Linked DNA regions of Homo sapiens: region 2 is linked to region 1. A link is a contact called in ENCODE Hi-C or POLR2A ChIA-PET data. All regions are on one chromosome and are shown on one strand. The core of a region is the stretch at or near the end of the contact, and the rest is flanking DNA. Distances in the headings are between cores, read along the strand shown.

The links. A loop is a pair of places that touch in the nucleus more often than their neighbours do. ChIA-PET counts read pairs that join two places held with the same protein, here RNA polymerase II (POLR2A). Pooled maps may share reads with other maps.
Region 2: a loop to region 1 is called in a pooled map, with 2.3 times the contacts of the local background. The contact joins two enhancer-like sites. A Hi-C loop is called at or near these places in 8 of 168 maps with a recorded cell type or tissue (K562, PC-3, PC-9 and 4 more) and 18 of 50 pooled maps. POLR2A ChIA-PET finds 5 or more read pairs at or near these places in 2 of 52 experiments (MCF 10A and PC-9).

The regions. Positions count from the first base shown.
Region 1 is chr5:149,112,202-149,117,584 of GRCh38, reverse strand. It overlaps the pseudogene RN7SKP145. Among named protein-coding and RNA genes, the nearest start is that of ABLIM3, 27 kb to the left of the region's middle. Within about 2 kb of position 2,769, at least 4 of the 41 ENCODE cell types and tissues checked have a DNase peak (open chromatin) inside an H3K27ac peak, as active enhancers do; they include PC-3 and PC-9, where a contact is called at or near this core.
Region 2 is chr5:148,982,145-148,987,527 of GRCh38, reverse strand. It overlaps SH3TC2 (SH3 domain and tetratricopeptide repeats 2), which reads left to right. Exons shown (of 17, transcript NM_024577.4): 17 at 1-5,378. Among named protein-coding and RNA genes, the nearest start is that of MIR584, 78 kb to the left of the region's middle. RefSeq lists an enhancer at 2,352-3,551. Within about 2 kb of position 3,012, at least 4 of the 41 ENCODE cell types and tissues checked have a DNase peak (open chromatin) inside an H3K27ac peak, as active enhancers do; they include PC-3 and PC-9, where a contact is called at or near this core.

The sequences.
Region 1 (5,383 bases), core at 1,520-4,019:
AAAATATACTTTCAACAAATAAAAATATATTCAAAATAATAGTAGACAAACATAAACCAAAAAACTATAAAAATAAACGAAGTGGAGGCTTTAGAATGTAAAATACAATCTCTAAAATCAAAATTTGCCAGGTCATTTATGAGCAGAATAGAAATAATAGAAGAAAGATTCAGTGAACTTGAAGATGGATCAATAGAAATTATCCAATCTGAAGAGGAAAAGAAAAATTTTTAAACAATGAATACAGCCTCAGGGATATGTGAGAAAATAATGAAAGATCTAACATTGTGTAACTGGAACCCCAAGGTAAGAGGAGAGATAGAATTGAGTAGTTTTTTTTTTTTTTTTTTTTGAGACGGAGTTTCACTCTTGTTTCCCAGGCTGGAGTACAATGGCATGATTTCGGCTCACTGCAACCTGTGACTCCCGGGTTCAAGCGATTCTCTAGCCTCAGCCTCCCAAAGTAGCTGGGATTACAGGTGCCTGCCTCTACACCCAGCGAATTTTTGTATTTTTAGTAGAGATGGAGTTTCACCATGTTGGCCAGGCCGGTCTTGAACTCCTGACCTCAGGTGATCCGCCCGCCTCAGTCTCTCAAAATGCTGGGATTACAGGCGTGAGCCACCGTGCCCAGGAGATATTTTTTTGAAAGGTACAAATTCTTAAGAATCTCAATAAACCATAACTTAGGATAAATGAGAAGAAGAGTGCACCTTGTCACATCATAGTCAAAGTGTTGAAATCTAAAGGTAAAGAGAAAATATTGAAAAAGCCAGAGAAAAAGACACATTACATTAAATAGAATATCAATTCCAAAGATCTCTGACTTCTCATCAGAAATCATGGAGGCCAGAAGAGTGTGAAACAGCACTCTAATTAAAATGGACAGTCTATCAGAATTTATTTTTAAAAAGTAAGATTCAATTATATACTATTCAGAAGTTATAATTTAAGTATAAAGAGAGGTTAAAAGCAAATGGATTGAAAAAGATATATCATGTAAACTGCAGAGCACAAGAAGTTTAAAGTGGCTATATTAATACCCCAAAAGACATATAATCATGAAGGCGTGTGCTGAATAATAGACGTTCAAAATATACAAGAAGATGTGAGGGCAAGCTGGCTGCAACATCCGTCACCCCATTGATCTTCAGGGTTGATTTGGCTGATCTGGCTGGCTAGGTGGGTGTCCTCTTCCTCCCTCACCACTCCACATGCATCCCTCCCGGAGCTGTGTGCTTGGTAGTAGAGGATGACCATCCCCAATAGAGAAGGACCAGTCTTGGGTCAAGGGTATACCAGTAGCTGTGCTGATAGGACCTCCAAACAAGCTCTCAAAATATACAAAGAAGCAATTGAGAAAATTAAAGGAAGAAATAGAAATTCCACAATCAGAGGCTGTCATCTAAATGGCCTGTGAGGCCAGGACAGCAATAATGATAAAAGCTCCCGAGGTGGGGCTGGTGGGCAGCCAAGGTGAGAACATTGCTCTGAACCACCCCATCATGTTACCGCAGGGGGAAATGAGGACCCCAGGGGTGAAGAGGCTGAACCCAAGGCCTTCCCTCTGGAACCTCAGAATCCTGACATCAAATCCAGTGAGCTTTGGTTAAATGCCCTGGTGATTTTAAATCCTGACATTAAATCCGATGAGTTCTGGTGAGAGGTTCCAGTGCAAGAGAGAGAGAACAAAGATAATGGAAAACAGGAAGGAGGAAGAACCATGGAGGATGCCTCCATTTACAGAGTGAAGGAAGAGAGAATGCAGAGAGGAGACAGAGGAGCCACAGAGAGGAAGAAATAAGCCACGGGGGAGATGGGGGCTGACACTGCTGCTGTCCTCAGAGAGGCACAGCAGGGCCAACTGAGGAAAGACCTTCAGGGCCAGCCATTAGGAGGTCATCCAGAAGCACAGTAGCTAAATGGCTTACAGAGTTCTGGAGTAAGGCTGCCCAAAAAGCATTCGTGACCATGTGAGTGCAGCTGGTGCTTCCACTGGCTTACCAGCTCTGTGACTTTGGACACATACATTTATCTCTCCATGCCTCAGTTTTCTCATCTGTAAAATGCGTAGAATGTTAGCACTTGTCATGAGTTTAAATGAGTTAATAATACACACAAAGCCCTCAGAATGGTGCCTGGCACAGTGTGTGTGTGTATGATTCACAGGCACTTGTTCTTATTGTTGTTTGTGCCATTGCATTGTTGTGGGTGGTGATCTTGAGAGGCAGTTTTAACAGGATATTGGAGACAGCTGTCATTTTCATAACTTATATTTGGACTTCTGGACCTCACGCTAATTTACCTCAAATGACAGTAAGTCAGCACTACTGAATTAATTCATTCATCACATTTCACTTGCTTAGTTTTAAGGGGTCCTCTCACACTGAAGAACAGCGTCCTCTGTGCTGTGTGAGGTGGACTACAACATTCTCCTGTGCCTGGTCAGCTGTGGGACCCAATGCACCAGAGATTGCACAATTGGTACAGAAGGGGGAAATGAGCCAGAAAACAGGGACGGGTGGCACAAGGAGAAGAGGGGAACTGGCTCCTTGCATATCCCCCAAAGCACTATCCAGATATCGGAGCTCCTTGAATCACAGCAACCGAAGGCTGGATTTTGAGCTCAGAGGAATGACCCAGCTCCACACAAGCAAGCAGCCAAGGAGCTGAAGTCTCTGCACTCTGCCTTCTGTCTGGCCACTGGGTGTCACTCTTCATCTATGTTCCTTTGGTGTCAGGGTTCTGAGAAGAAATTCAGCCTTTGCTGTTCTCTCCCTGTGCTGATATTTACCCCTAGAAGCTTCTACTGGCCAGACAGGCAGTATATTGAGAGTGAAATCGCATCAGGAAGCTGACTTCTGATCCACACATGGGAAACCAGCCTGCTTGTCATGAAAGTAAGGAGATTCCAGCCTCAGTAACTAATTCTACAGCAATAGCAGTTGAAAACAAGTCTTAGAAGCATTGAGCAGACATTCTAATGAAGTAGATATGTTACTGAGCTTGGCCAAGGTGGCTATGGGAATCTTACATCTGTGAAGGTGACAGGACTTGCTTTTTCATATTGACATTTAAGAATATTTTGTATCCAAATGTGTTTGTGTGTCTCTGTGTATGTGCGTGTGAGTGTGTGTACTTATTTAAAGGAAATAGCAGGTTTCAGATACAGTTGAGGTCTCCTTTATAGCCCTCCTTAATCACATTCCCCTTCCTTCCACCCTAGAGGCATTCTCTCTTCTGATGTAAGTGGTCTTTCTCCTGTCCATATTCTGATGCTCTTATTAAATCTGTACATGTTCATAAATATTTAACAGTATGGCTTTGTACATTTAAAAGTTTATACAAATTGTTGCCCAATACCATTTACTTGTGCTGTCTGTATAATTCCATTTTCTTTTTGTTTCTAATTTTATTAGAATTTTGCTGTCAGTTTAATAGTCATTTCTTTGCAGTTTAGTCTGTGTTTTTTCTCCCTTTTTAAAAAAAGTTGTGATAAGAACACTTACTATGAAGTCTACCTTTTAACATGCTTATTCTATCTCTTTCATTCATAGTTTTTTAATTTCTCATTCTTGCAGTGCTGGTTCACTGATCAGTTGCATCTGTTGTTTTTTTTCTCTTGGTGTTCAATTTCCTTATTTGATTTGTATCTGTTTTAACTATGAACTACTTTGAACTATAGTCATGCATTGCTTAACTCTGGATTCATTCTTGAGAAACGAGTCATTAGATGATTTTCTTGTTGTGTGAACATCATAGAGTGTACTTTCGCAAACCTAGGTGGTATAGCCTACTGCATACCTAGAGTATAATATTGCCTAATGCTCCTAAGCTACAATCCTATACAACATGTTACTTTCCTGAATACTGTAGGCAATTGTAACACAATGGTATTTATTTGTCTAAACATAGAAAAGGTACAGCAAAAATACAGTATAAAAGATAAAAAATGGTACATTTGTATAGAGCATTTACCATGAATAGATATTGCAGGAATGGAAGTTGCTCTGGGTGAGTTAGTGAATATGAAGGCTTAGAACATTACTGTATACTACTGCAGAAAAAATTAGCCGGGCATGGTGGTGGACGCCTGCAATTTCAGCTACTCGGGAGGCTGAGGCAGGAGAATTGCTTGAACCCAGAAGGCGGAGGTTGCAGTGAGCTGAGATCAACACTGTACAGTTAGGCTACACTAAATTTATATAAAAAAAATTCTTCCTTCAATAATTAATTAACTTTAGCTTACTATAGCTTCTTAACTTTATAATCTTTAATTTTTTAAAACTTCTTGATTCTTTTGTAATAACACCTAGCTGAATGCACAAACACATTGTAAGCAGTACAAAACTTTTTTTTTATTTATATCCTTATGGATATGGTTTGGCTCCGTGTCCCCTCCCAAATCTTGTGTTCAATTGTAATCCTCAGTGTTGGGGGAGGCATCTGCTGGGAGGTGATTAGATCATGGGGGTGGATTTCCTCTTACTGTTCTCATGATAGTGAGTGAGTTCTCACAAGATCTGATGGTTTAAAAGTCTGTGGCACTTCTCCCTGTTGCTCTTTCTCTCTCCTGTCACCTTGTGAAGAAGGTGCTTTCTTACACTTTGCCTTCTGCCATGATTGTAAGTTTCCTGAGGACTCCCAGTCATGCTTCGTGTTAAGCGTGTGGAACTGTGAGTCAATTAAACTTCTTTTCTTCATAAATCATCCAGTCTCAGGTAGTTCTTTATAGCAGTGTGGAAATGGACTAATACACTTATTCTGTAAGACTTTTTTTCTATTTTTAAAATTATTTACTTTTTTTTAACTTTTGAAACTTTTTTGTTAAAAAATGAAGATACAAACACACACATTAGCCTAGGCCTACACAGGGTCAGGATCATCAAGATGTCACTAGGTGATAGGAATTTTTCAGCTCCATTTGTAATCTTATGGGATCACTGTCATATATGTGGCCTGTCATTGACCAAAATGTCATTATGCAGTGCATGACTGTATTCTTCAGCGTTTTAAGAAAATGGGCTTCATGTGAACCCCGCACTATGAAAATATCCTTAAGGAGTTGTTTTTGCCATTGTTTCTGTTGTATTCTTAGAGAATCAACATCCAGAAACCAGTTTTTGTCACTAACTCCTCTGAATGGGGTTCCTGCACAATGCATGGTACTTTCTCAAGGTGCAGGCCTGGGTGTTTGACTTTTCCTTGTAAGGCCTCTAACAGATGCAAAGCTTCTTCAGGGTCTTCTCCTGTCAAAGGAAGTTTTCCAATTCCTTTTTGATGGAACATCAACCCTTCCAGCCTGCAGGCTTTCTGTAGGGAGCAAATTTCCCACTCCCTGGCTTCACATGGGCTCAAGGTCATTGTTAACAGGTGGGGGCAA
Region 2 (5,383 bases), core at 1,763-4,262, 130 kb after region 1:
TGTAAAGACCATGCAGGTCTGCTGTGGGATAGAAATGTTAGCTGGAAGCTCAGCCTGATCTCTCATGAATAAGGCCTGGGAGAGTTTCAACACCTTATCTCCTCAAGTTTACTTACATACTCAATAAATAGTTGTTAGATTCCTTCTATGTGCCTGGCACTGCCCCAGGCTGTAGCAATAGATCAATGAAAAAAACTTATAAAGTTCTTGTCCTCTTGGCACTTGCAATCCAATGAGAATATTCCTGAACATTCCCAATGGTGACAGATAGAACCAATCTTTGTTCAGAACAAAGACCATTGGCAAAAATGTGCTTTTTCTCCTCTCCCCACAGAGGGGTTACAGTGGTTAAAATAATTTAAATCAAATTAAATTTAGAAGCATTTGATTTACACATTTCTTCTAAAGTGTGAGACTAATAAGATGATTTTGGAATGGATCTAAAATAAAGAATTTCAGATTAGAGAATTAAGCACAATGAACTACCATGAAATACATTAGCTGGGGAATTAATATTTCATTTTCCAAAAATCATTTTAGAAACAATAGCTCCCTGGCATTGAACTGGAGTCTTTGAAAACTCTGCCTCTCCTTGGAATTCTTGATATGACCTCATATTATTGCATTGTTAAATAATCTCAGCATTTTTTGGGTGTAACTGTTTTAACAAGTTAACACTTGATGCTGTTTATACAACGTGTCCCTTGGAGGAGCAAGACAGAACAGGACTGGGAGATTACAGCATGGGAATGGGATTTAGGCTCGTCACATTTGGTTGACTGAGCAATTCTTATGCTCTGATTTGGCTTATTATGATGCCTACAAGTCACCCTAACAAGTGGCTTAATAATTTGTCAAAAAAGGTATCTGTCATGTACTCAAACCTGTTGTGTATGAATAATCTAATTGAAGTTCACTTTTAAAATGATAATTCAACAAGCATTTATTAAGAACTTACTGCATTCTAAGCAATGTAGTTGATGGAGGTTGCTACCCTGGCAGATCTTAACTCACAAAGGGTCAGAGAAACAGCAGAAAAATGAGTGCTATGATAAAAGTAAGACAAGGAGATGTAATAGGGAGTGAGTGGGGTTACCTTGGCTTTCCAGGGCTTCCGTTTTCTCACTAAGTCTATCATTTAGAGCTGGGACCTAATGGAAGATCTCTAAGGTTCTTTTAGTTCTAACATTTAGTAATCACATGATTTGTGCTATTAGGTTTTTAGAACAGTCACTAGCAATGTCTGTTTTTTAATTAGCACAATATTTAATTGCTTTCTGATTTCAGATACATTTTTTTTCTCTTGTTCTTACAAAAACCCTGCAGAGATGAAGAAGCTGTGGTTTAAGGCAGTTATGTAACATACCCAAGTTCACACGGGCAGTAAAATAGGCTATTAAGCAGGGCCTTAGTGAGTGAAAATTGATTATAATTGGATCAAAACAGCCTTACTTAAAGAAGTTGAACTAATGAGTTCTAATTTCCTTTTAAACACCAAGATTCTGCATTTATGTGTTTTTCAAAAATCACCCTAGAGATGATACTCTGTAAGTCTCATGTCAGAAAAATGATCGAGTGGTATCTATAGGTTACTTTGCTCCCAGCACAGACATGAAGTCTTTTGAGCCCTAATGGAGATATGATAGTGGGCCAAATCTATATAAAAATGACATTCCACACATTGAAAAATAAAAGTGGCTATTGCTGCTGGGAATGCAAAATGAAACAGCTGTTTTGGAAAATGCTTTGATAGTTTCTTATAAATTAAACATACACTTACAAAGTGATCCAGAATTGCTACTCCTAGGTATTTATATCAAAGAAATGAAAACTTATGTATACAAAAGCCTATACACAAATGTTTAGAGTGGATTTATTCATAGTTGCCAGAAATTGGAACAACCCAATGTCTTCAAACTGGGAAATGGATAAACAAACTATGGTGTATTCATACAGTGGAATACTACTCAGTAATAAAAAGAAATGAGCACCCAATACATGCAACAACTTGGAGTTACATCAAATGCATTATGCTAATTAGAGGAAGTCAGACTTAAAATGCTACATACTGTATATAATCCATATGGCATTTTAAAAACTACAGGATCAGCAAACAGATCTGTGCTGTGAGTTGGAGGAAGAATTGATGAAAAAAGACACAAGAAAATTGTTTGAAGTGATGGAGCTGTTCTATATCTTGATTGTAGTAGTGATGGCATTGAATGCATTTGCCAAAACTCATAGAACTCTGTAACTAAAAAATAATGAATTTTATTATATATAAATTATACCTTCATAACAGGGTACCCTCAAATGAGTAGTAATATATTTTTGCGTGTGTTTTGATTTTAAGTGCTTTGAGTGAATAGTTTTTTTTTTTTCCAGAAAAGTAGCTCATTCTTATTCAGTGTTTGTTTTCTGAGGATGTCAAGTGGAGTCAGAACCAATAAAAGTTCTATCAAGAAGAGTCTCAGTTAACCAGATTAGCTTGCCCAGGTTGGTGGAACCATGAAAACCAGATTAAAAATAATGGGAGTAATCTTCCATTGCTTCCATCCCTAGGATTCACTTCCTGTCCTGTTTTATACACTTTGTAAATGGTACCTCTATAACCCATTATGCTTTTTGGCATCATTGCTCACTTTGACTATTTGCAGATTACAAATTATTTGAGGTCAAAGAAGTGAGTGGAGTACATAACCTTCAAGGTGAAGCAGGAAGCAGATGCCTCCTTCTGAGTATAAGTTCTCTTAGGTCAGATACTGGGAACAAATTTGTTTACAGCACCAAGCACAGCTCTTTGAGGGTTGGAATACCCACTAAACATCTAAGCAAATGTGGACATTTACCCTTCAGGGATACATGCTGACAAATTCCTTCCTATATGCCAACCTGAAAGACCAACCTTGGAGATATATGAAGCATTGCCTAGTCCAGAGTGAGGCAGAAGACTGAGTCAGGGGTTTCGACTTAGTCAAGGAATGCTCAATTTTCACCTTTTCCCTCTTCCTGCATACCTTCCTCATGAGTCATGAGCCCAGACAAGGCCCCAGGGTTTTTCCCAATATAGTTCTTCAGGAAGTCACTATAAGTCAAGTGGAGTTGGTATTTATATGGCATTTGTTCCTTTTAAAATGTATTTTTAATTGATAAATAATAATTGTATATATTTATAATGTATAATGAATAAACTGAAAAATTCAATAGAAAGCTTCAACAGTAGGTTCAATTAAGCAGAAGAAAGAATAAGTGAACTCAAAGACAGGACACTTGAAATTATCCAGTCGAAGGAACAAAAAGAAAAAAGAATAAAAGAAGTCTATGGGATCTATGGGAAACCATCAAGAGAACTAATATTTACATAATGCAATTTCAGAAAGAGAAGAGAGAGATAAAGGGACACAAAGCCTATCTAAAGAAATAATAGCTGAAAACGTCCCAAATCTGGGAAGTGATATCAATATTCATGTACAAGAAGTTGTATGCAGGTTCTTTTCACTTTGAGAAACAGAAGGTGAAACTCAAACTGGCTTAAGTAATTTTAAAAAAATGTATTGGTTCAAGTGACTTAAAAACCACACTGGTTCCAGGAGCAGGTTGATAGTACCTCAAAGATGTCACCATCTCTTGGATGTGCTTTCCCTGTTCATTCCTAAGCTTCATGCAGTTTCAGGGTGGTGACCAGAAGTTTACATCTTATCTTCCCTCTCCCCTGTGTTTGACTGGAACAGAAAAAAGAGTGTCTTATTCCCTAGCACTTTGGACAAAAGCTCTGGACATGATGGCCATTTGTGACAGGGAAGTAGAATACCATTATTTGACCAGTCTGGGACATCTGAATTCAGGGCTAGAGAACACAGACAGGGGCTAATGGGGTGCGGGGTAGGGGGAAGGAAACCCCAAAATAGGAAGCTAGATTGCTGTTACTGGAAGGGGAATGTGCACTTCAGCAAGATGAAATCAGTATGCAATTCAGCTCCCACATATGCAGAACTGTAAAAAAGGGAGCTGCATTTGGTTTCTTGGGACCTCCACCTGGATAAACTGAGTTCGGGGGTTCAGCATGCATCTAACAAGATGCTCCTATTCCCAGCAAATTTTTTCTTGGTGCTCCTTGCTATCTCCTTTTGAGCTATTTTCATCCACTCAGAACCTGGTCTGTTCCCTCCATTACCATATCTTAGGCCACAGGTGTATTCATGACACCCAGGTGCCCCTCTTCAGAGAGATGGAGAGAGTGGGAGCTTTTCAAAAGGAATTTGTACTAAAAATGGTAAGTGGCAATTTGAAAAACAAACAAACGAATGAAGCAAAGTAACAAAAAATACTGTACTCAAAATGCTTTTAACAGGACATGTTTTATACAGCATGTGCTTTAAGCCAAATTAAGTAAAGCCTAGCCACAGATTAGATCCCAGAAGGTGAGACTAGCAGGAGGTATTTAAAACACCTGCTAGTTCTCCCTCTTTATCCCATAGATGGGACACTGAGGCCCAGGAAAGGGAACACCTTGACATCAGCATCAATGTCAATGCCAATGTCAATGTCAGAGCTGGGCCTGAGACCAACATCTTCTACTTGCAGACATGATGCCTCTGCTGCGTCAGTCTCCTAAAGTTATCTTTCACAAGGTCCACTGGTGTTAAAACAGCTCATTTTTTATTTTAAAAGTATTTTTAAGTAATCTATATGAACAAATAATGAATTCTCATGATTCCCAAATGAAAAATTAAACAAGGAATAGCATGCCCCCATTTCCCTACCATAGGCCACATTTAAAAAATTAGTTTCTTGTGTATTCTTCCAGGGATATTTTGTGTGTATAAAAACAATTCAGTGACATACTCTCCCGCCATTTTAAATATTATAGCATACTATACACTCTGCTTTGTACCTTGCTTATTTCAAAATGTAAATCTTGGAAAATCTTTCATATGACTCTACAAACAGTATCCTCATTCATTTTTACAGCTGTAAAGTATCTCCTTGCATGATGGGAATAACAGTTTATTTAGCTGGTTCTCTAGTGGTGTCAATTTGGTTATTTTTGATACTGTGCTACTGTAAACAATGCTGCAATCAATAACTTTATACACATGTCATTTCATGTGATTGTGATTATATATGTAGGAAAAATTCCACAAAAGTGAAATAGCAGAATACTAAGGGCATATGCATTTGTTGTTTTGATAGACGCTGAATGGCCCTTCATGATGCTCTTGTCAATGTATTCTCCTACAATGCGGAGAGTGCCTTTTTCCTCAGGCCCTCCCCAACACAGCCAGTTACTAATGTTGTCTTTGAGTGTTTAATAGTTGTGAGGTGGTATCTCAATGTTTTAAAATTTAAACTACAGAAATAAAAAAAAAATACTGGAATCCTG